Regions from separate parts of the Homo sapiens genome. Here regions 1, 2, 3, 4, 6 and 7 are each linked to region 5. A link is a contact called in ENCODE Hi-C or POLR2A ChIA-PET data. All regions are on one chromosome and are shown on one strand. The core of a region is the stretch at or near the end of the contact, and the rest is flanking DNA. Distances in the headings are between cores, read along the strand shown. Region 1 overlaps DLGAP4 (DLG associated protein 4). Region 2 holds the start of RAB5IF (RAB5 interacting factor). Region 3 holds the start of PIGU (phosphatidylinositol glycan anchor biosynthesis class U). Region 4 holds the start of ACSS2 (acyl-CoA synthetase short chain family member 2). Region 5 holds the start of SPAG4 (sperm associated antigen 4). Region 6 holds the start of GSS (glutathione synthetase). Region 7 holds the start of TGIF2 (TGFB induced factor homeobox 2).

What was found. Hi-C counts contacts between places; a loop is a spot of excess contacts on that map. ChIA-PET counts read pairs that join two places held with the same protein, here RNA polymerase II (POLR2A). Pooled maps may share reads with other maps.
Region 1: a loop to region 5 is called in a map of naive thymus-derived CD4-positive, alpha-beta T cell, with 19 times the contacts of the local background. The contact joins the enhancer-like site here to the promoter of SPAG4 in region 5. A Hi-C loop is called at or near these places in 1 of 168 maps with a recorded cell type or tissue (naive thymus-derived CD4-positive, alpha-beta T cell), 8 of 37 single-sample maps with no recorded cell type and 16 of 50 pooled maps. POLR2A ChIA-PET finds 5 or more read pairs at or near these places in 1 of 52 experiments (activated CD4-positive, alpha-beta T cell).
Region 2: a loop to region 5 is called in a map with no recorded cell type, with 10 times the contacts of the local background. The contact joins the promoter of RAB5IF here to the promoter of SPAG4 in region 5. A Hi-C loop is called at or near these places in 1 of 168 maps with a recorded cell type or tissue (CD8-positive, alpha-beta T cell), 5 of 37 single-sample maps with no recorded cell type and 5 of 50 pooled maps.
Region 3: a loop to region 5 is called in a map of naive thymus-derived CD4-positive, alpha-beta T cell, with 17 times the contacts of the local background. The contact joins the promoter of PIGU here to the promoter of SPAG4 in region 5. A Hi-C loop is called at or near these places in 1 of 168 maps with a recorded cell type or tissue (naive thymus-derived CD4-positive, alpha-beta T cell), 2 of 37 single-sample maps with no recorded cell type and 9 of 50 pooled maps.
Region 4: a loop to region 5 is called in a map of CD14-positive monocyte, with 8 times the contacts of the local background. The contact joins the promoter of ACSS2 here to the promoter of SPAG4 in region 5. A Hi-C loop is called at or near these places in 3 of 168 maps with a recorded cell type or tissue (CD14-positive monocyte, CD4-positive, alpha-beta T cell and naive thymus-derived CD4-positive, alpha-beta T cell), 3 of 37 single-sample maps with no recorded cell type and 10 of 50 pooled maps. POLR2A ChIA-PET finds 5 or more read pairs at or near these places in 2 of 52 experiments (K562 and activated CD4-positive, alpha-beta T cell).
Region 6: a loop to region 5 is called in a pooled map, with 12 times the contacts of the local background. The contact joins the promoter of GSS here to the promoter of SPAG4 in region 5. A Hi-C loop is called at or near these places in 2 of 37 single-sample maps with no recorded cell type and 8 of 50 pooled maps. POLR2A ChIA-PET finds 5 or more read pairs at or near these places in 2 of 52 experiments (activated B cell and activated CD4-positive, alpha-beta T cell).
Region 7: a pooled map shows a loop between it and region 5 (7-fold over the local background). The contact joins the promoter of TGIF2 here to the promoter of SPAG4 in region 5. A Hi-C loop is called at or near these places in 3 of 37 single-sample maps with no recorded cell type and 9 of 50 pooled maps. POLR2A ChIA-PET finds 5 or more read pairs at or near these places in 4 of 52 experiments (A673, Caco-2, OCI-LY7 and 1 more).

Annotation. Positions count from the first base shown.
Region 1 is chr20:36,463,870-36,466,569 of GRCh38, forward strand. All of the region lies in intron 7 of DLGAP4 (DLG associated protein 4), which reads left to right. Among named protein-coding and RNA genes, the nearest start is that of MYL9, 76 kb to the right of the region's middle. RefSeq lists enhancers at 139-1,065, 1,066-1,991, 1,567-1,746 and a silencer at 1,637-1,931. Within about 2 kb of position 1,287, at least 25 of the 41 ENCODE cell types and tissues checked have a DNase peak (open chromatin) inside an H3K27ac peak, as active enhancers do.
Region 2 is chr20:36,604,378-36,607,077 of GRCh38, forward strand. RAB5IF (RAB5 interacting factor) reads left to right here and starts at 1,402. Exons shown (of 4, transcript NM_018840.5): 1 at 1,402-1,688. The coding sequence starts at 1,575. The region is part of intron 2 of TGIF2-RAB5IF (TGIF2-RAB5IF readthrough); the gene reads left to right. RefSeq lists enhancers at 276-325, 1,056-1,195, 2,547-2,700 and silencers at 317-716, 1,396-1,705.
Region 3 is chr20:34,675,755-34,678,454 of GRCh38, forward strand. PIGU (phosphatidylinositol glycan anchor biosynthesis class U) reads right to left here and starts at 1,338. Exons shown (of 12, transcript NM_080476.5): 1 at 1,202-1,338. The coding sequence starts at 1,331. RefSeq lists enhancers at 806-1,692, 1,693-2,578 and silencers at 958-1,057, 1,298-1,407.
Region 4 is chr20:34,875,348-34,878,047 of GRCh38, forward strand. It overlaps ACSS2 (acyl-CoA synthetase short chain family member 2), which reads left to right and starts at 1,265. Exons shown (of 18, transcript NM_018677.4): 1 at 1,265-1,476. The coding sequence starts at 1,299. RefSeq lists enhancers at 484-563, 584-633 and silencers at 904-1,043, 1,124-1,553.
Region 5 is chr20:35,614,565-35,617,264 of GRCh38, forward strand. SPAG4 (sperm associated antigen 4) reads left to right here and starts at 1,265. Exons shown (of 12, transcript NM_003116.3): 1 at 1,265-1,743; 2 at 2,572-2,676. The coding sequence starts at 1,440. RefSeq lists a silencer at 1,311-2,040 and an enhancer at 2,471-2,700.
Region 6 is chr20:34,954,442-34,957,141 of GRCh38, forward strand. GSS (glutathione synthetase) reads right to left here and starts at 1,365. Exons shown (of 13, transcript NM_000178.4): 1 at 1,286-1,365. It overlaps MYH7B (myosin heavy chain 7B), which reads left to right and starts at 1,427. Exons shown (of 45, transcript NM_020884.7): 1 at 1,427-1,566. RefSeq lists enhancers at 1,173-1,272, 1,513-1,692.
Region 7 is chr20:36,572,198-36,574,897 of GRCh38, forward strand. TGIF2 (TGFB induced factor homeobox 2) reads left to right here and starts at 1,400. Exons shown (of 3, transcript NM_021809.7): 1 at 1,400-1,548. TGIF2-RAB5IF (TGIF2-RAB5IF readthrough) reads left to right here and starts at 2,318. Exons shown (of 5, transcript NM_001199535.2): 1 at 2,318-2,438. It overlaps DLGAP4-AS1 (DLGAP4 antisense RNA 1), which reads right to left and starts at 1,078. Exons shown (of 5, transcript NR_109939.1): 1 at 715-1,078. RefSeq lists an enhancer at 517-576 and silencers at 1,077-1,396, 1,427-1,516, 1,587-1,756.

The DNA.
Region 1 (2,700 bases), core at 37-2,536, 850 kb after region 5:
AGCTGTTCAAGCGCCTTGTCTTACAGATGAAGAGATGAGGCCCAGAAGGGCCAGGGACCCACAGAGGTTTGAGCCAGGACTTCTGGGTCCTGTTCCATGGCACTGCCTTTGAAGAAGTCACTGTCATGCTGTTATCACCTGCCCCTGGTGTATAATGACAATCTCTAACATCCTTTGACCTTTTTACTGTGTACGCTGTGCTTGGTGCTTTACTTCAGCTACTTGCAGTGGAAAAGAAGAAGGGCTTGGTGCCTGGCCTGGAAGTGAGGGGTGCAGGATCCCAGTTCCCACATCTCACCCACTTTTAGGGATGTCACTTTCCTTTGGGCTTCAGCTTCCTAATCCATAAAATGGGAATAACATTCCTTATCCTAAGACTGATTCTGAAATCATGGAATCCCTCAAGAATTGTGTGAGCAGCGGCTCACTCCTGTAATCCTAGCACTTTGGGAGGCCAAGGCAGGCAGGTCGCTTGAGCTCAGGAGTTCAAGACCAGCTTGGGCAACAAGACAAAACCCTGTTGCTCCAAAAAATACAAAAATTAGCTGGGTGTGGTGGCATGCGCTTGTATTCCCAGCTACTTGGAGGAGGCTGAGGCAGGAGGACAGCTTGAATCCAGAAGGTCAGGAGGTCGAGACTGCAGTGAGCTGAGATCATGCCACTGCACTCCAGCCTGGGTAACAAAATGAGACCCTGTCGACCGGGCGCGCTGGCTCACGCCTGTAATCCCAACACTTTGGGAGGCCGAGGCGGGCAGATCACTGGAGGTCAGGGGTTCGACATCAGCCTGGCCAACATGGTGAAACCCCGTCTCTACTGAAAATACAAAAATTAGCTGGGTGTGGTGGCACACGCCTGTAATCCCAGCTACTTGGGAGGCTGACGCAGGAGAATCATTTGAACCTGGGAAGCGGAGGTTGCAGTGAGCTGAGATTGCACCATTGCACTCCAGCATGGGTGACAAAAGCAAAACTCTGTCTCAAAAAAAAAAAAAGAAGAAACTGTTCCAGAGAGTAGAAACTCTGGGTTTCAGAACCACAAACGCCTGGTTTTAATCAGTCTCCATCATTCACTGCGTTTGTAATCTTGGGCAAATTATTTCTTTGAGCTTCAGTTTTCTTATCTGGACTCAAGATCTGTACTACAGGATTATGATGAGGATTAAATGAGATTATGTATTTTTTTTTAAATCTGGTGCACAGTAGGCACTTAATAAATGTGAACTTTCCCTTCCCAAAAACATCTGGGTGACTTTTCTCTTTGTAGGAACTAGACAGCCCAGTTCCCCCCCCATCCCCCCCACCCCCGCATGCCCTGTGGTTGGGGTTTAGATAACTAGGAAAGCACCTGTGGCTATTCTAATAGTAATAGGAGTGATCTTCTCATCTCTCCCAGGCTGTGTGAGGCATTGTGTAATCAGCCAGGCTCTTTCCCGACCATTGTTCTCCACCAACAGGCCTGGAAGTCGGAAGCCAGTGGAGTTCTCCCTGTTTCACAGGTGAATGAAAAATAGGGGGCCCAGAGAGAGACAAGGACCTGCTCAGGGGCCCACAGCCACAGCAGTGACAGGCAAACTTGTAGCCCAGGCCTCTTCTCCACAGCCCGCAGCGTTTCTCCAGGTTTATGGCTTCTGCCTGATAGCCTACCCCTCAGGCCGCCTTCCCTGGGTCTGTTCCCATCTGTTCTGGGAGGAGGGTTTTCTTGACATTTCCCCAGTCTCTGAGCTCATCTTGAATTTAAAAGGAGGCTATCTGGAGGCTGGGTGGGGACTGAGTCACCACCTCCCGTGGCTTTCTCATCCTGAGCAGCAACCAGACACACCCAGAGGGCCACTGCTGGAGACCTGCAGATTGTAAATGCCACACAGGCTTTCTTCCCAGAAGCTCAGATGGGCTCTTGCGGGAAGGCTGTCATCGTGGTTCTGTATGTATTTCTTCCTTCCCCTAGCCACTTTGAGAAGTTGTTGCCTGTCCTTTCCCGCTTCAGCCTTTATTAATGCTGTCCTCTTCCCCTATAGTGCCCTCTCTTCCCCTAGAGGCCCACACTGTCAAATGCCACCTCCCCCAGGAAGTTTGTCCTTGCTGGCTCTGGAGTCCCAGCAGGACTCCTGAGGATGCTTACGGCATGACCTTGGCAGGTCACGCCACCTTTCTGTGCCTCAGTTTTCTCATATATAAAATTTGGGTTTCTTGTCTTTATAAAGCTCCATCCCTAGACACTCTCATTTGGCAGGTCTTGGGGCAGGAATCACATGCCCCTAGGTTTTTAAACCAGCTCTCTAGAGGATGCTGGTGCTGAGAGCCTGTCGGCTGCAACCTGGGAAAAGCTGAACTGAGAGGACCCTGGTTTGCATGACAGCCTAGCTTGTTGCTGTGTGACCTTGGATTAGTCAGCTTTCTGTACCTCCGTTTTCCTCCCTATCAGATTGGGATGGAAATGAGAACTCGTGTAGTAACAGCCCCTCAATAAATGGCAGTCATCACCATCATCAGCTTTGTTTTGTGTGGGGATTGGTGGTTTTCAGAAGCAAGTCACCTTTCCCCTACTTGGTCCTGGCAGCAGGCACTGTCAAGTCAGACTGGGCCAGGGTGCAGGCTGTGGAATTGAACACCTGAGCAGGAATGAAGTCTAGTCCTTACAGGAATGTAATGAGGTTGATGAGGTGTGTGGTGTAAATCTCTCTCGGGTTCCCAGATTTCC
Region 2 (2,700 bases), core at 152-2,651, 990 kb after region 5:
CTCGGCCTTCCAAAGTGCTGGGATTATGGGAGTGAGCCACTGCGCCTGGCCTCCCTAGGGAGGTTCTATTACTCCTGAAAAGTGAAGAATTACAGGTGAATGTTGATAGGTATGCAAAAGATACTCTGACCTGTTTAAAAAAAAAAAAGATACTCTCAGCTTTAAAGTTTAACGGTTAAGAGCACAGATTCTGGAGTCAGACACACCCAGGTACCAGATACATTACTTGTCTTTATAAATCCACTGTCCAGAGGCCGGGTGAGGTGGCTCACGCCTGTAATCCTAGCACTTTGGGAGGCCAAGATGGGCGGATTGCCTGAGCTCAGGAGTTCGAGACCAGCCTGGGCAACATAGTGAAACCCCCGTCTCTACTAAAATACAAAAAAAACTAGTGGAGCGTGGTAGTGGGCGCCTGTGATCCCAGCTACGTGGGAGGCTGAGGCACGAGAATCGCTTGAACCCGGGAGGTGGAGGTTGCAGTGAGCAGAGACCGTGCCGTCTCAAAAAAAAAAAAAAAAAAAAATCCACTGTCCAGAAGGGATGTGCCTTGGTCTCTGGACTTACCAGCACAGTGAGCCTGGCACCACCTGGAGGGCCACCGGAAGGAGCCCCATCCCCAGGGGTTCTGAGTCAGTAGGCGTGGAATGGGGGCCGAGAACCTGCGCCTCTACCCAGTTCCCAGGCGATACGGCCGCTGCTGATCCGGAAGCTCACTTTGTGAACCACTGACGCAGCACATGGTGAGGACGCTGTATGTGAACACTCAGATATCCTGATACCTAACCCAATCCTTGTATTTGCCGCCCAGGAGTCCCCGGTTGGGTCCACCTTGCTATACGGCCTCAGAATCTCATTTCCTCTTTTGGGGTCTCAGGGCTCTCGTGTGCCAAAAGAGGGTGCTGGGCAAGATGAAATGGTTAGTTATTACAGAAGAGTTAACATCTTCAACAAGGCCCTACAGAACTTGCAGGGTTAGGGGAGAAAATAAGCGGGCTAAATCCTGTGGGGCAGCTTGGAGCTACCCTGGAGCAAGGTCTGGGCTCAGCAGGCGAGTAGGTCGCAAGGAAAGGTAGAGCCGCTCCTGCCCCACTCGCTGCTCGAGGGGCAGCTGTGGCCGACTGGGCGACGCTGACGTCCAGCCTCGGTTTTCCCCTACCTCCTCGGTCTCCACAGCGCCTCCTGGCGCCCATGTCACCGTTCTACCAAGATTGTCCCTCCCCTCACACCTTACCGCGAGCCCGGCGGATGCTGACGTCATTTCCGCCACGAGTAGCGCGCTTGCGCCAAGGCGCCGGTCGCTGTTTCACTCGGATGGCTTCGCGGTCGCCGATTGGCTGCGTGAGCACGTCGGCGGGAGGGCGCGCGACACTGCACCGCCCCTCCCTTCGCGGCGCCTGCTCTGTAGAGCCGGCGGAACCGGGTAGCTTGGCCAGGTTGTGAGGAACCGCAGCGCGCCGCAGGACCGGGCCGCTGAGCCTGCAGCCGCCCCGCGCCGTGACCTGCGACCCTAGACCCCGACTCCCTTTGGCTCAGCCCGCGCGCCCCAGGCCCGGCCCGGGCGGCGCGACGGGAGGATGAGCGGCGGGCGGCGGAAGGAGGAGCCGCCTCAGCCGCAGCTGGCCAACGGGGCCCTCAAAGTCTCCGTCTGGAGTAAGGTGCTGCGGAGCGACGCGGCCTGGGAGGATAAGGTACGGTGGAGTCTGAACAGGGCGCGGGTGCGAGGAGTCGGCTGGGACTCGGGGAACGGAAGACTGGCGCGGGCCTGCCCTCGTCCTCGTTCCGGCACAATCGAGTAGGGCAGTGGGGCGGGTGGCCCAAGGGTGTCAGAGCAAACTTGGCGGGCACTGGGCGGACAGCTGGGCTTGGAGCTCCCCGAAGGGTGGCCTAAGGATGAAGCCCCCTAGTTATGCGGAATTGGCGAGGAGCGGGGAGAGGCGTTGTCATTCGCGGGCAGGGTTTGTGCCTGAACTGGGAAAGGGAGCTGAATTCGATTCGGCCTCCGCCTTTTATGTGCAGTAGGGTTTTGAGTAGGTTACTTGTTTCTTTCGAATTAAGTAGCACAAACATTAACAGTAACAGACTTCTGCTGAGAATGCTTTCTACGTGCCAGGTGCTCTGCAAGCGGAATCTCGTTTAACTCAGAATAACTCTGAAGTGGGGTACTGTGGTACATTAAAGCCTTTTGCACATAGTGAGGCTCGCTAATCTTGAGCTGCTGTTGCTTGTTGAATGTAAAGGACCGAATACTTTGATAAGCATGAGTCAAGAGGGGAGACTGAGACCACCCGCTGGGTGAGTGTGAGGTGTGGGGGTGGAGAAACGCCACCAGATATGTGCGAGAATTGGTTGGGACTTCAGAACGTTCTTACTCGTCCCATTCGGAGGATGCTTCGTAACTCTGCTCCATGATCTGGAAGGGGCCATCACAAACAGCTTGATTCCAGGTAGCTTGAAAAGCGTATTATATTTGCAGTCATTTCTTGGTTTTCTGGGCTGCCGAAGTGGATTTTCCTTCCTGAAGTTCCTGTAAAGGGGGATGGGAGGCACTTCCTGAAGGTGCCCTTGTTCTGCCCCCAGCCCTGCCCAGCTCTTGCAAAACCTGCAGTCTCTAATCTGCTGTGTCATTTCTTTCTTTTCTTGTATAAGGACTGGTTTCTGGAATCTAGGGCAGATCAGAAACCTGAGTCGTCTGTGTTCTTC
Region 3 (2,700 bases), core at 88-2,587, 940 kb before region 5:
TGAAATCCCAGCACTTTGGGAGGCCAAGTGAGACTGCTTGAGTCCAGGAGTTCCAGACCAGCCTGGGCAACATAGAAAGACCCTGTCTCTAAACAAAAAACAAAAACAAAAACAAAAAAACTTTAGCATTTAAAGGACACAAAGGGGACTTCTGGGGTGCTGATACTGTTTCTTGAACTAGGTGCTGGCTACATGAGTGAATACAGTTTTTAAAAATTCATTGAACTCTACACTTACTTAATATGCATTGTATGTATACTGTACTTCAGTAAAAAAAAAAAAAAAAAAGTTGTTTGTTTTTTTTTAATCATCAAACTCTGGCCTAAACCTAGCTTCCACCCCATTACTCCCCTGCTTTGGACATTTCACATCCTTGAACGTTTCTTCATCCTATTTACTTTCTGCTACCTGGAACTCTCCTTTTCTCTAATCTCCCTTTCAAAACCCTACATCCTTCAAGAGTCAGCTCAAATCCCACATTCTGGAAAACTGGAAAGGTAGGGGATAGTTTATTCAGGGTCAGAATACTAAGGAAGGAACTGGGTGGACACATAAAGTATACTTTTCATGAATTATTATAACGATTTGTCTCCCTCACTAGCCTGTGCAGCTACTTCAGGCCAACTTCGCTTTCTCGCTGTAGGCGTTAGTATAAAACAATGTTCGGTGAAGAACTTAGTAAGGAACAGTAACAAAAATTGCCCTGCAAGTCCCAGACTGAGAAGAGACGTCTAAAGCACACGCACACTCTCCTCGCTTAAGCAAAATTGGTCCCCTCATCCCGGACCCCCTCACACATAACCTTTTATCCCAGGGAGCACCCCTGGCGATCCCGCCCCAAATCCCAAACTCCTCTGCAAGCCGCGCTCCACAAGCACCTCCTCCTCTTATTCCAACCCTTCCCACAGACCACACTCCTCGGCTCAGGACACTGAATGGGACACGCCCCCTCAGATCCCCACCACTAGGTGGTCCGGCCCCCAGGGCCCAAACCTCACGACACTGTCCCCACGCCCCGGTCCCCACGCCCCCTCCCCTCACCAGCCCCGCCCTCAGGCCCCGCCCTCTCCAAGAACCCCACGAGACAGTCAGTTAGTTCTCTAGGAACCGCGCGCTGGCGGTCACTGCCCCCGCCTCCCATTCACAGAGGCCGCGGGAGGGCAGGTGGGGCCTGACAGTCTGCTCGAGCCAGTGGCCTCACCTCTCTTCCAAGAGCTCAGTGGGGACACCACCTCCACCCGCTCGGAAATGAACTCGGCCAGACTGGAGCGGAACAAGGCCGCCCGCACTGTCACAGCCACCACCAGCACCAGGACCAAGGGAGCCGCCATGATAACTGGGGCGGGCGCGCGGGCGGGGAGGGAAGGCGAGGCGGAGGAGCCTCGCGCGCTGTGCGCCACGCTCTGTAGTTCCGCGGGTGGGCGCGCGCTGCCGCTGGCGCCGGAGAGGCCAGACGTGGGGACTACGGCTCCCAGAAAGCCTTGCGGCGAGGCGGGCCGGAGCGACGGAAAGCGGGCGCCTCAAGCTGCGTATGCAGAAGGTGGGGCGAAACCTTCTACGATCGCAGGTGTTTTGTGAAGCCGCGCCGCTATAGCGGGGCTGAAACGCTGCTGAAAGTAGAAGCGGAAGTAGTCGCCTTCCTGGGATTGTGAGAGACTTTTAAACAGATGTTAAATTCACTCTTGCGTGTATGTTTTCAATGCCAAAATGTTTATTTTTATTTTTATTTTTATTTTTTTTGAGACGGAGTCTCGCTCTGTCGTCCGGCTGGAGTGCAGTGGCGCGATCTTGGCTCACTGCAACTTCCGCCTCCTGGGTAGCTGGGATGACAGGCGCCCACCACCACGCGCGGCTATTTTTTTTTTTTTTTTTTTTTTGTATTTTTAGTAGAGATGGGGTTTCACCATGTTGGCCAGGTTGGTCTCGAACTCCTGACCTCAGGTGATCCGCCCGCCTCGGCTTCCCAAAATGCTGGGATTACAGGCGTGAGCCACCGCACCCTGCCCAAAATGTTTATGTTTTTTGTTTTTGAGACAGGGTCTCAGTGCCGTCGCCCAGGCTGGAGTGCAGTGGCGCAATCTCAGCTCACTGCAGCCTGGACCTCCCGGGCTCCAGAGTAGCTGGGACCACAGGTGCGCGCCACCACACCCGGCTAAGTTTTTGTACTTTTAGTAGAGACGGGGTTTCGCCATGTTGCCCAGGCTGGTACCTTTTATGTTTTTAAAGAGTGTTAAATGTGTATTTTTTAAAAAATTTATTCTGGCAGTTGTTTGTTAAACGCCAACTATTTTCCAGGCACTATGTTAGGTTCTACAGATGCGTTTTGGAGTAGTAGACTGATTTATTAGCTAGTTCAACAAGTCGCTTAACCCTTGTGTGCTGAAAAATGTGCTGATTATAGGCTAACTAGGGACAGTTGAGGAAGGCTTAGAAATTTTTTTTTTGTTTTGGAAACGGAGTTTCGCTCTTATTGCCCGGGTTGGAGTGCAATGGCGCGATCTCAGCTCACTGCAACCTCCGACTCCCAGGTTCAAGCGATTCTCCTGCCTCAGCCTCCCGAGTAGCTGGGATTACATGCATGCGCCATCACGCCCGGCTAATTTTTTGTAATTTTAGTAGAGACAGGGTTTCTCTATGTTGGTCAGGCTGGTCTCGAACTCCAGACTTCAGGCGATCCACCTGCCTGCCTCGGCCTCCCAA
Region 4 (2,700 bases), core at 15-2,514, 740 kb before region 5:
CACCTGAGGTCAGGAGTTCAAGACCAGCCTGGACAACATGGTGAAATCCCATCTCTACTAAAAATACAAAAATTAGCTGGGTGTGGTGGTGTGCACCTGTAATTCCAGCTACTCGGGAGGCTGAGGCAGGAGAATTGCTTGAATCCAGGAGGCAGAGGTTGCAGTCAGCCGAGATTGTGCCATTGCACTCCAGCCTGGGCGACAGAGCGAGAGACTCCATCTCAAAACAAAAACAACAACAAAAAAAGAGAATGTGAATGATTTTTCCTATTTGCACAGACTTTGATATTTTACAAGCCTTAGCTTCAAGCCTGACGAGGAAGTAAAACCAAATCTGGAGTCAAAGAACCTAGCTTTGGCCCTAACTTGGTCGTTATTTGCTCTCTGACTGTGCACCAGTTCCTTCCCTTTCCTGGGTTTGCCATTTGTGCAATTAGGAGGTGGGCTTATTACAAAAAACCTGAAGGTGTCTCCTAGTCTTCACTTATTGAGTCTTGTACTTTAGATCTGGATGGAGATTTGTGAAGGCAAGGAGATTGAAGACATGTCCTCATAAGAGGGAGAAAATCTGAGCTGGTTCCAGGGTGAGCAGAGAGGAGGTGCTGTCGCCAGAGCATGCCCTCAAGGTCATGGGAGAAGTTTTTCCGGAGGACGAGAATGTGGGTGTGGCTCAGAGAGGGGGGACCTGGAGGGAAGGGTGTCACCTGGAAGGAACTGGTGATAGTCAGGACTGTGCAATCAGATCACGGGGCGGCTCCGCGATGGACCTTACTCAACTCCTCTCCTTAGTCCATCCCTTTCCCTTTCGATCCTTGCCTTAACCCAACCCCTTATCTGTCACTCCAAGACCCCACCCCACTCTGGTCACTCCATGGCTCTGCCTCCTCTCCTGTCACAACCAGCCGGGTTACTCCCCATCACTCCATGGGCCCACCTCCTCTCCTGTCCCGCCTGGCCCCGCCCCTCCCTTGGCACTCCACGGTTCCACCCTCTCCCTTGTCACACCCGGCCCCGCCCCTTCTGCTTTCACTCGACGGCGTCACTCCTTCCGGCAAGTCAGCTCCACCCCTATCCCTCGACTTTTCCTTATAGTATTTCTGTCCTTGCCAACCTCGATCCCTCCCCAACCAGACACGGCCCCGCCCCCTCTGGCACCGCCCACCCGCCAGACTAAGCCACTCCCCCACTCACCAGGCCCCGCCCCTCTACGGAGGCCCCGCCTCTAGTTCGGCCTGTTTTCTCAGTCCCGGCACCCGCCGCGACCGCAAAGGCGGCCGCGGTTCTAGGAACTTGACGTGATGGGGCTTCCTGAGGAGCGGGTCCGGAGCGGCAGCGGGAGCCGGGGCCAGGAGGAAGCTGGAGCCGGAGGCCGGGCGCGGAGTTGGTCTCCGCCGCCCGAGGTCAGCCGCTCCGCGCACGTCCCCTCGCTGCAGCGCTACCGCGAGCTGCACCGGCGCTCCGTGGAGGAGCCGCGGGGTGAGGCCCGGCCCGGGCGGGCCTGGGGTGTCAGTGAGGAGAAGAGTGGGGGCTCCCTGGGGGAGTCGGGGGCTCCCTTGGGAAGCTGAGGGGTGGGTGAGGAGATGGAGGTTCTGTGAAGGAAGAATTGCGGTTCTTTGAAAATGGAAAAGGGATTCCGGGAGGAGACGAGGGTTCCATGGGAGCTGGGGAGTTCCCTGCAGACTTGGAGGGTCCGTGGTGGAGATGCGGGTTTTTGCGAGGAGACGCGGGATTCCGTGAGGGAAGAAGTGAGGTTCCTTGAGATTGGGACGGGGAGGTCGGCCAAGAGAGTGAAAGTTTCATGGGAAGAGAAGGGGAGTTCCTGAGGCGAAAAGAGGGTCTCTAAGGGGCGACGGGAGCCTTGAAGGGAGGAGGGCCACGAATAGAACTTTCTTTGCTTCCCTTTCACACCAGCTCAGCCACTGCCTCCTGAGACCCTTAACCTGTGAACTGTTGAGGGCAATAACGGGTCTGGTTCCCATCTTGGGGTCCTCAGATTAGTAATGGAGTCCCCGATCTATTTTTAGTATATCGGACATCCTAATGGAAATTACGCGGTATAAGACTGAACGAGTTACTACGATGTCAAGTTGTTTTATTTATTTTTTTAACTTGGGCTGGGATTGTATTAGTAATAGTTCAGAAGTTCTGATAGATGGTTCCATGTCTGTTAAAATGTATGAGGAAAATCGGCCAGGAGCAGTGGCTCACGCCTGTAATCCCAGCACTTTGGGAGGCCGAGGCGGGCGGATCACTTGAGGTCAGGAGTTCGAGACCAGCCTGGCCAACATGGTGAAACCCCCGTCTCCACTAAAAATACAAAAATTAGCCGGGTGTGGTGGCGGGCACCTGTAATCCCAGCTACTCGAGAGGCTGAGACAGGAGAATTGCTTGAACCCAGGAGGCAGAGGTTGCAGTGAGCCACGATAGCACCACTGCACTCCAGCCTGGGCGACAGAGCAAGACTTTGTCTCAAAAAAAAAAAAAAAAAAAAAAAAAAAAAAAGGTATAAGGAAAATCCCCCTACCCTTGCCCTCAGTCTGGGTAAAGGACAGATAGATAGACAGATAGATAGATAGATAGATAGATAGATAGATAGTTTGTTTTGAGACAAGGTGTTGCTCTGTCACCCATGCTGGAGTGCAGTGGCCCGTTCTAGGCTCACTATAGCCTGCATCTCCTGGGCTCATGCGATCTTTCCGC
Region 5 (2,700 bases), core at 15-2,514:
CTGAGGCGGGAGGATTGCTTGAGGCCGGGAGATGGAGGTTGCAGTGAGCTGAGATCATGCCACTGCACTCCAGCCTGGGCAACAGAGCGAGACTCCATCTCAAAGAAAGAGAGAAATGAAATATATAGCATGTTAGTGACACGTGCTGAGGAGAAAAACAAAACAGGGAAGGGGGATAGAAACTGGTATTTGCTAAGTGCAATTTTAGATGGGGTTTTCTAGGAAGTGCTGTGACGTCATCACTTGCTTTAAAAGAGGCCAGGCGCAGTAGCTGACTCCTGTAATCCCAGCACTTTGGGAGCCCCAGGCAGGCGGATAACCTGAGGTCAGGAGTTCACGACCAGCCTGGCCAACATGGTAAAACCCCGTCTCTACAAAAATACAAAAATTAGCCAGGCATGATGGCGGGTGTCTGTAATCCCAACTACTCGGGAGGCTGAGGCAGGAGAATCGCTTGAACCCGGGAGGCGGAGGTTGCACTGAGCCGAGATTGCACTACTGCCCTCCAGCCTGGGCGACACAGCAGGACTCTGTCTCAAAAAATAAAAATAAAATAAAAATAAAAATGCTGGGCGCAGTGGCTCATGCCTGTAATCCCAGCACTTTAGGAGGCCGGGGCGGGTGGATCACCTGAGATCGGGAGTTCAAGACCAGCCTGACTAACATGGAGAAACCCCGTCTCTACTAAAAATACAAAATTAGCCAGGCATGGTGGTGCATGTCTGTAATCCCAGCCACTCAGGAGGCTGAGGCGGGAGAATCGCTTGAACCCGGGAGGCGGAGGTTGCAGTGGACCAAGATCGCGCCATTGCACTCCAGCCTGGGCAACAGAATGAGACTCCATCTCAAAAAAAAAAAAAAAAGAAAGAAAGAAAGAAAGAAAGAAAGAAAGAAAGAAAGAAAGAAAGAAAGAAAGAAAGAAAGAAAAAAACTGTTATAGACTGAGTGCCATTTTAGATGGGGTTTTCTGGGAAGTGCTGTGACATCATCGCTTGCTGTAAAAGAGGCCGGGCGCGGTGGCTGACGCCTGTACTCCCAGCGCTTTGGGAGGCCGAGGCGGGAGGATCGCTTGAGCCTAGGAGTTCGAAGTTACAATGAGCTATGATCAGGCCACTGCACTCCAGCCTGGGCAATGAGAAAGACCCTGTCTCTTAAACAACAACAAAGTCAGAAGGAGAGGCTGCCATGGCTACGGCTCCAGGTGACGTCACGGCCAGCTCCGTGACGCGCGGCCAGGGCAGCCCGCGGAGACCGAGGCTCCTCTGTGACGTCAGCAGCCGGCCGGGACACAGCGGGAGGGCAGGTGCGGCCGCGGGGCCTGCCGACTTCACGCAGGGTCCGTGGGGTCCCCGCGGCGCGCAGCGGCTGAAGGAGGCCCCAGGGCCTTGGCGACCGCAGCGGCGGCTTTAGCGTCAGTGACTAGGCAGCAGGGGGTCAGGATGCGGCGAAGCTCCCGCCCGGGCTCGGCCTCGTCCTCGCGCAAGCACACGCCCAACTTTTTCAGCGAGAACAGCTCAATGAGCATCACCTCGGAGGACAGCAAAGGGCTCCGGTCAGCGGAGCCCGGGCCTGGGGAGCCCGAGGGCAGAAGAGCCCGGGGCCCGAGCTGCGGTGAGCCCGCCTTGAGCGCGGGAGTGCCCGGAGGAACCACATGGGCAGGAAGCTCTCAGCAGAAGCCAGCGCCTCGGAGCCACAACTGGCAGACAGCCTGTGGCGCGGCAACCGTGAGGGGCGGGGCCTCGGGTGCGGGCGGGGTCGACCCCGGGTGAGCCAGTGGAGGGGGCGGGGCCTAAAGGGCGGTGCTGGGCGGGGACGGGGCTAAGATGATATCTGGGCACCTCCTACAAGGTGGGTCCTGTAGGGTAAAGGGATGGTGCTAAATGAGATCCCTTAAGGGGCGGAGCCTCGGTGTCCTGGACGGTTATGGGAAGGGGCGGGGAAAATCTTGTGGTTGGGTGCCACTGAGGGGGCGCGGCCTCAATGTTAGCGTGAGTGGCTCCCAGGACAATTGGGTTCCACCAAGATCTAAGGCTGGGGGCGGGTCATCCGTTTGGGGGAGGGACCAACTCTTTTTTTTTTTTTTTTGCAACGGAGTTTCGCTCCTGTTGCCCATGCCATGCAATGGCATGATCTCGGCTCACCGCAACCTCCGCCTCCCGGGTTCAAACGATTCTCCCGCCTCAGCCTCCCGAGTAGCTGGGATTACAGGCGTGCGCCACCATGCCCGGCCAATTTTTGTGTTTTTAGTAGAGACGGGGTTTCTCCGTGTTAATCAGGCTGGCCTCGAACTCCCGACCTCAGGTGATCCGCCCGCCTCGGCCTCCCAAATCGCTGGGATTACAGGCGTGAGCCACCGCGCCCGGCCAGGAGACCAACTCTTGACGGAGCCTCCCTGAGGGGCGGGGCTTCAGAGGGCGGAGCTGGAGCCGGGATAGGGCTGCGGTGGGACCAAAGCCTGTGAGAGACTTCCCAGCTGTCTGGCTTGTGGACTGAGCAATCTGCGGCCCGGTCTCGAGGGGAAAATAGGTCTGTGGTCCGCAAGGCCCCAGTGGAGCCCTTGGGTTCCCGCAGAACCGACTGGGTCTCCAGTAGTCTCTGAGGAGCCGCTCGACCTTCTCCCGACCCTGGATCTGAGGCAGGAGATGCCTCCCCCGCGGGTGTTCAAGAGCTTTCTGAGTACGGGCCAGGCCAGCTGCGATC
Region 6 (2,700 bases), core at 115-2,614, 660 kb before region 5:
TACTTGGGAGGCTGAGGCAGGAGAATAGCTTGAACCCAGGAGGTGGAGGTTGTAGTGAGCCGAGATCGTGCCATTGCACTCCAGCCTGGGCAACAAGAGCAAAGCTCTGTCAAAAAAAAAAAAAAAGAAAAAAAGAAAGAAAGAAAAGAAATCAGATGAAGGTGCTAAGTGGGCCCTTTGTTTTTCTCATTCTACAGCCTCAACCCTCCCTTGGCTTTATTTATGTTTTGCTGATGACATTCAAATCTACATCTTCACAGCAATACTTTCCTACCTTCAAACTAGAATATCCAATTTTTTCCTGCGAGTCTCCATACAACCAGAATAGAATTTGTTGTTGTCTCCCACAAATCTGCTTCTTCTCTGATGAACCCCACCCAGGTACCCAAGCCTTGAGTACTTGTTTCCTACATCTCACTCTCCCCAAATCCTATGGATTTTGCTGCCTAAGTATATAGTACTTTGAATTCCTTTATTTATCTCCATTTCCAGAGTTTGTAGCCTAGCCCCGGCCACTGTCATCTCTTCCCTGGGCGTGAAACAGATTCAGAGTCAGGTGTCTTCAGTGACCAGGATATGTTGGCCTCTGTCCCCCTTCCAGGACTTGGCACGTGCTGTCTTCTCTTTGGAACTCTCGCCACCACTCCTGATCTGGGCTCGCGATTTCGTTCCGGAAGCTGTCCCTGTTCTCCGCCCCGGGCTTCTACATTCTACAGCCCATCACTTTTCCCTGTACCGTAGGAACAGTGTTTGTCTTGATCACTTCTCTACCTAGTAATTAGCCGCGCTTAGTACTGTATTCATTCATCACATGAATGAATGAAGAATGAATGACAGACGGGTCAGATCACCGAAAGCCTCAAAACGCCCACAAGGAAATCGGTCGCACTTTATCGCCAGGACTTAGGCCAGTGCCTGGAAAGGCCCCGAGGCAACGACACGGTCGGCTGCCCAGGCTGGCCCCACTTCACGGGCCCGCTCGCTTCCACCCTGGACAAAGTTTGGCCCTAATCGCTCCCCGTTGTAGCTCTAACTGGCTCCAGTCTCACTGGCCTACATGCCCCGACACCGGCCCGATCTAAAGGCAGAAGATCCGGAAAGTCTGGGATCAGTGCGCGCCAGCCCAACCCCCTCACTAGACACTAGTTGCCCCGCTCCTACGAAGGGTTTCAGCCACAAGGTCTCCCGGCCTCCGGAATTCCAATCTCTTGCCAGACCCCTCCCTCACATCGTTCCTCCCGAGGAAACGTGACCCATGCCGGCCGCCGTGGCCGCCCCAACCTACTAGTTCGCCTTTCCTCCGCGAACGGTTCTCCCGGCCCTCGCGCCGCTACCCAGGCTCAGGGGGCGGGGCCTCGATGCGACCCAGTGCGCTTGCGCTGACCGCCCCGGCTAGGCTTAAAGAGCAGGCGGGGCAGAGACCCATACCTTTGGCGCTGAGTCGAGGCCAGGAAGGGGCGGTCGATGAGAGGGCGGCCTTAGCATTAGGAGTGCGTCGGCTGCACCCTGGCGGATGGACCTTGGGAAGGAGGGGAGGGGACCATCGGGGTCGGCGGGGAGCTACGGGTATGCATAGCTCATAGAGCGTCAGAGCTGACGACGACTAGTGGAAGATGGGGAAACTAATGCTCAGAGCGGGACAGTCACTACCTCAGGGGCACACAATTGATAAGGGTGGGGGTGGCCGTGGTAATGGAGGCCCCAAGGAGGGGCAGGGGCCCATAGTACGTCAGGGGCTGAGCCTGTATTAGAACCCAGGCTTGTTTCCCAGCCCAGCCAAGTCCCAGAAAAATCCCCCTGATTTTATCTATTTTTTTTTAACCTGGGATACCAGCAGGGAAAGCATTAGAGGCAAAAGGAAAGGATTTTCATTTTTCCAGGAATGCTGAAGTCAGGACTGTTTGAGGGGAGCCCTGTGTTTCTCAGACTCTCTTGTACCGTTTACATCAGGATCTGGGGCAGTTTTTAAAAATATGCGGATTCATGATTCCTACCCCCCACCTCATTGCTTGGCAGCCCCCAGGTGCCTTCCCTGTTTCTTCCTTCTGGGTTGTGATAGGCTTGTCTGCAGTCCGAAGCACCTGATACGAATTTTAGTTAAATGGAATGTATCAGTCCAGCTTCTAGGGAATTAACCATAAATAAGACACAGCCACTGCTTTCAGTCTGATAAGATAGGCAATAAACTGCCTTTCTGAAGGAATCAGGGATGGTTTTTGGGGTCTTGAAGGATGGATAGGAAGGTATAGGTAGTGAAGGAGGTAGGGGTAGAGGTGAGAGGCTGGGATGGGGACAGTGTTCCAAATTGCAGGAACAAAAGCAGCAAAGGCTGGCTGGGTGCAGTGGCTCAGACCTGTAATCCCAGCACTTTGAGAGGCCGAGGCAGGTGGATTACTTGAGCTCAGGAGTTGGAGACCAGGCTGGGCAACATGGCGAAACCCCGTCTCTACTAGAAATACAAGAATTAGCCGGGTGTGTTGGCCCGTGCCTGTAATCCCAGCTACTCGGGAGGCTGCGGCGTGAGAATTCTTGAGCCCCGGAGACGGAGGCTGCTGTGAGCTGAGATCACGCTGCAGCACTCCTGCCTGGGTGACAGCGTGAGACCCTGTCCTAAAAACAAAACAAACGAGCAGCGAAGGCATATAATTCTGAGGGTTGCTCGGCTTGTTTTACAGACACTGAGGAGTTTGGTGTGGATAA
Region 7 (2,700 bases), core at 150-2,649, 960 kb after region 5:
CTTTCACAGGGCCGTGGGGGGAGCACCACTTCCCCGGCCAAAAAAATTGTTTCTGACCCACACTCTGGGCCTTATTTTCCCTGTCTGTGAAATGGAGAGCAACAGGCAGTGCCACTGACATTTCACCCGCTGCCGTGAGGAGGTTTTTAACATTTGCAGGAAGTCTGGCTTCTATGGGGTGTCCAGGTGAAACCTTAACAATCTTTAATCAGCATTCTGATTGGCTTAAGGCTTGTTTGGAAAAAATTAAGAGTTTTGTTCCTAGAGTTCTCCATTGCTAAAGGGTAATTAAGTCCAAAAGCTGTTTTCAAAGCGATTTCCAAGCTCAAGGGCCCTAGATATCTGGACCTAGCCGTGTCCGGGTACAGGGCTGGGGGGCGTGGGGGGATGCCCTAAGAGGCTGGTTAACAGAAATATCACAGTATGTGGTACCCACAGCAGAGAGCAGGGAAGAATGTACTGACTGGGGTGGGGGAGGCCAAGGAAAACCTTCTGGAGTAGGGTGTAACTGGCAGAAGAGGAAAAAGAAACCAGACAGGAACTCCGGGAGCTCCTGGACTGATCGTTTAAGGCCGGGCACAAGGGGTAAGGGATCAGGCTTCACTATCGACCGACCTGGGCTGAATGATACCGGTTGACTGTGTGACAAAAGCAAATCAAGAACCTCTCTGCGGCTCATGAGTAAGCCAGAGACTTACATAGGACAACACATACCCTATCACCCGAGGATGAGACGGGATGACACACACGAAGTGCCCCGCACAGCGTCGTTGTAAAGCGTTGGCTGTTTTCACCTCTGGCCGCCCCCTGTGAGCCCGATCATGTGCTTTTTGGGCTTAGGTCGGAGGCGGCCTCCCAGATTCTACAGGCCATTGAGGTCGTAACAAGCGTCTCCATCAGAGCCTAGTCCTTAACTAGCTGCGGGTAAGTGCCCGGACTAAGTGGCCTCAGTTTCCCCTCGAAGCAACGGGACCAATCGCACCGCCGGCAGGACATCTTGTGCGGGGCGCGAAGTGACAAAAGTCAGGATTTGCAGAAGTTCCCACTCGGTAACGACCCCCACCCCGGCAAGGAGCACAGTAGGCGCTCCGGAAACGCCCTCCACGAGGAGGGCCGGGCCACTTCCTGCCCCCGAGCGGGCTCTCCCCGGCGGAGGCTCCCACCGCCGCTATGGGTAGGCCATGCAGCATTCCTGAGGGCGGGGTGGGCGCAGGAAGAAGGTGCCCGCGGCCCCGCCCCCTCCGGGCGCGCTGGGCGGGGCGAAGCCCCTCGGCGCCGACGGCCCGCCCCGCGGGGGGTGGGCGCAGCTCGTCGCGCTCCGCACAAAGTTTGTTTTCTCCCTCCGGGCGGGTGGGGGAGGGCGCAGAGGGCGCGGGGGGAGGAGAGGGGATCTGACGTCAGGCCGCGAGGTGCTTTCCAGCCGCGAGCTGTCAGGCCGAGTGTCAGGCCGGGCAGGTACGCGGCGCGCGCCCCCGGCGCCCCCCGCTCCCCGCCGGGACGCCCCGCGCCGAGCCGGAGGCCGCGTGGACCCGAAAGCCGCTGGGAAAAGTCAGTGCAGGGAGCAGCAGAGGGCCAGATGGGGGTGGGGGCGCGCGGACAACTTGGAAAGTTTCTTTTTCTCGGCCGGACGGGGAGGGGGCGTCGTCCTGGCGCGTGCGGTAGGGGGTGTGTGAGCTCGGGGGTGTTTGTGAGTCCCGACGGCCCCCGGGGGGTGTTTGTGAGTCCCGACGGCGCTGCGCTCCGGGGGCCGGTGGGGGACTGTTCCAGCCCCCGGGAGGAAGCCCGCTTGGGGCCCTGGTGGGGGGCCCAGCTTCATAGGATCCCACCCCAGGAGAGGGCCGATCCTGCACCGGACCTGAGTGAGCGCGCGGGGGGACGGATTTGTTTGGTTTCAAAAGTGCACGTTGCTAACCGCCAGCAGGGCCCCCCCGCCGCCGAGCCGGACAGGGGGCGGCCGAGAGTGACAGCTGGGGGTGGGGGCCGCGGGAAGGGCCCGGAGCGGGGGGGCCCTGGGGAGCCCGCGCGAGTTCCCCTTTCCTTTGGAACAAAGGAAAGTCTGTCTCCGAGGCATCTGTCACTCCCAGGCTGGCCAAGGAAGCGGGGCGCGTGGGGCCGGCGCCCCGGAGAAAGTTTGTTCGCGCCGGGACCCTCGGGCAGGCCGAAGGTGATCCAAGCCTCCCGCGGGAGAAGCGCGTAGTCTCCGGGGCAGGGGGCGGCCAACATGGAGTCTGGGCGCAGGGCTGGGGGGGGGGGGGCGGCGCGGAGGTGGGAGCCCAGCCCCCTCCCCTCCCTTCCCCTCCCCTCCCCCTCCGGGCCCAGTTCGGAGCACAAAGCCGAGCGCGCACGCTCCGCCGTCCCCGCGCCCCGAAGAGTCGGCCAGCCCCGAACTGCCGGAGTAGGGGTGGGAACCAAACTTTTTCCTGCCCCGGGACAGACACGTGAGTTTTCTTTCTTCCAGAGCCCCCGTCCCACCGGGATGGCGGGCCCGCGCGGGAGCTGGTGCGCGGAGTCGGCCCGGGGTGTGGGGACTGTGGGGTGCAAGCGCCCCGAGCGCCGGACGATTCCTCGCCGACCCAGGAGCCATGTGCTCCGACTCGGTCTGGGCCGCGGGGGAGGTTGCGCGCTTTGTCTGAACTGCTGGGAATGCGGGCGTGAGTGCGCGGCCCGGGGGAGTGTCGGGACCAGCTAGGGGAGTTGTCA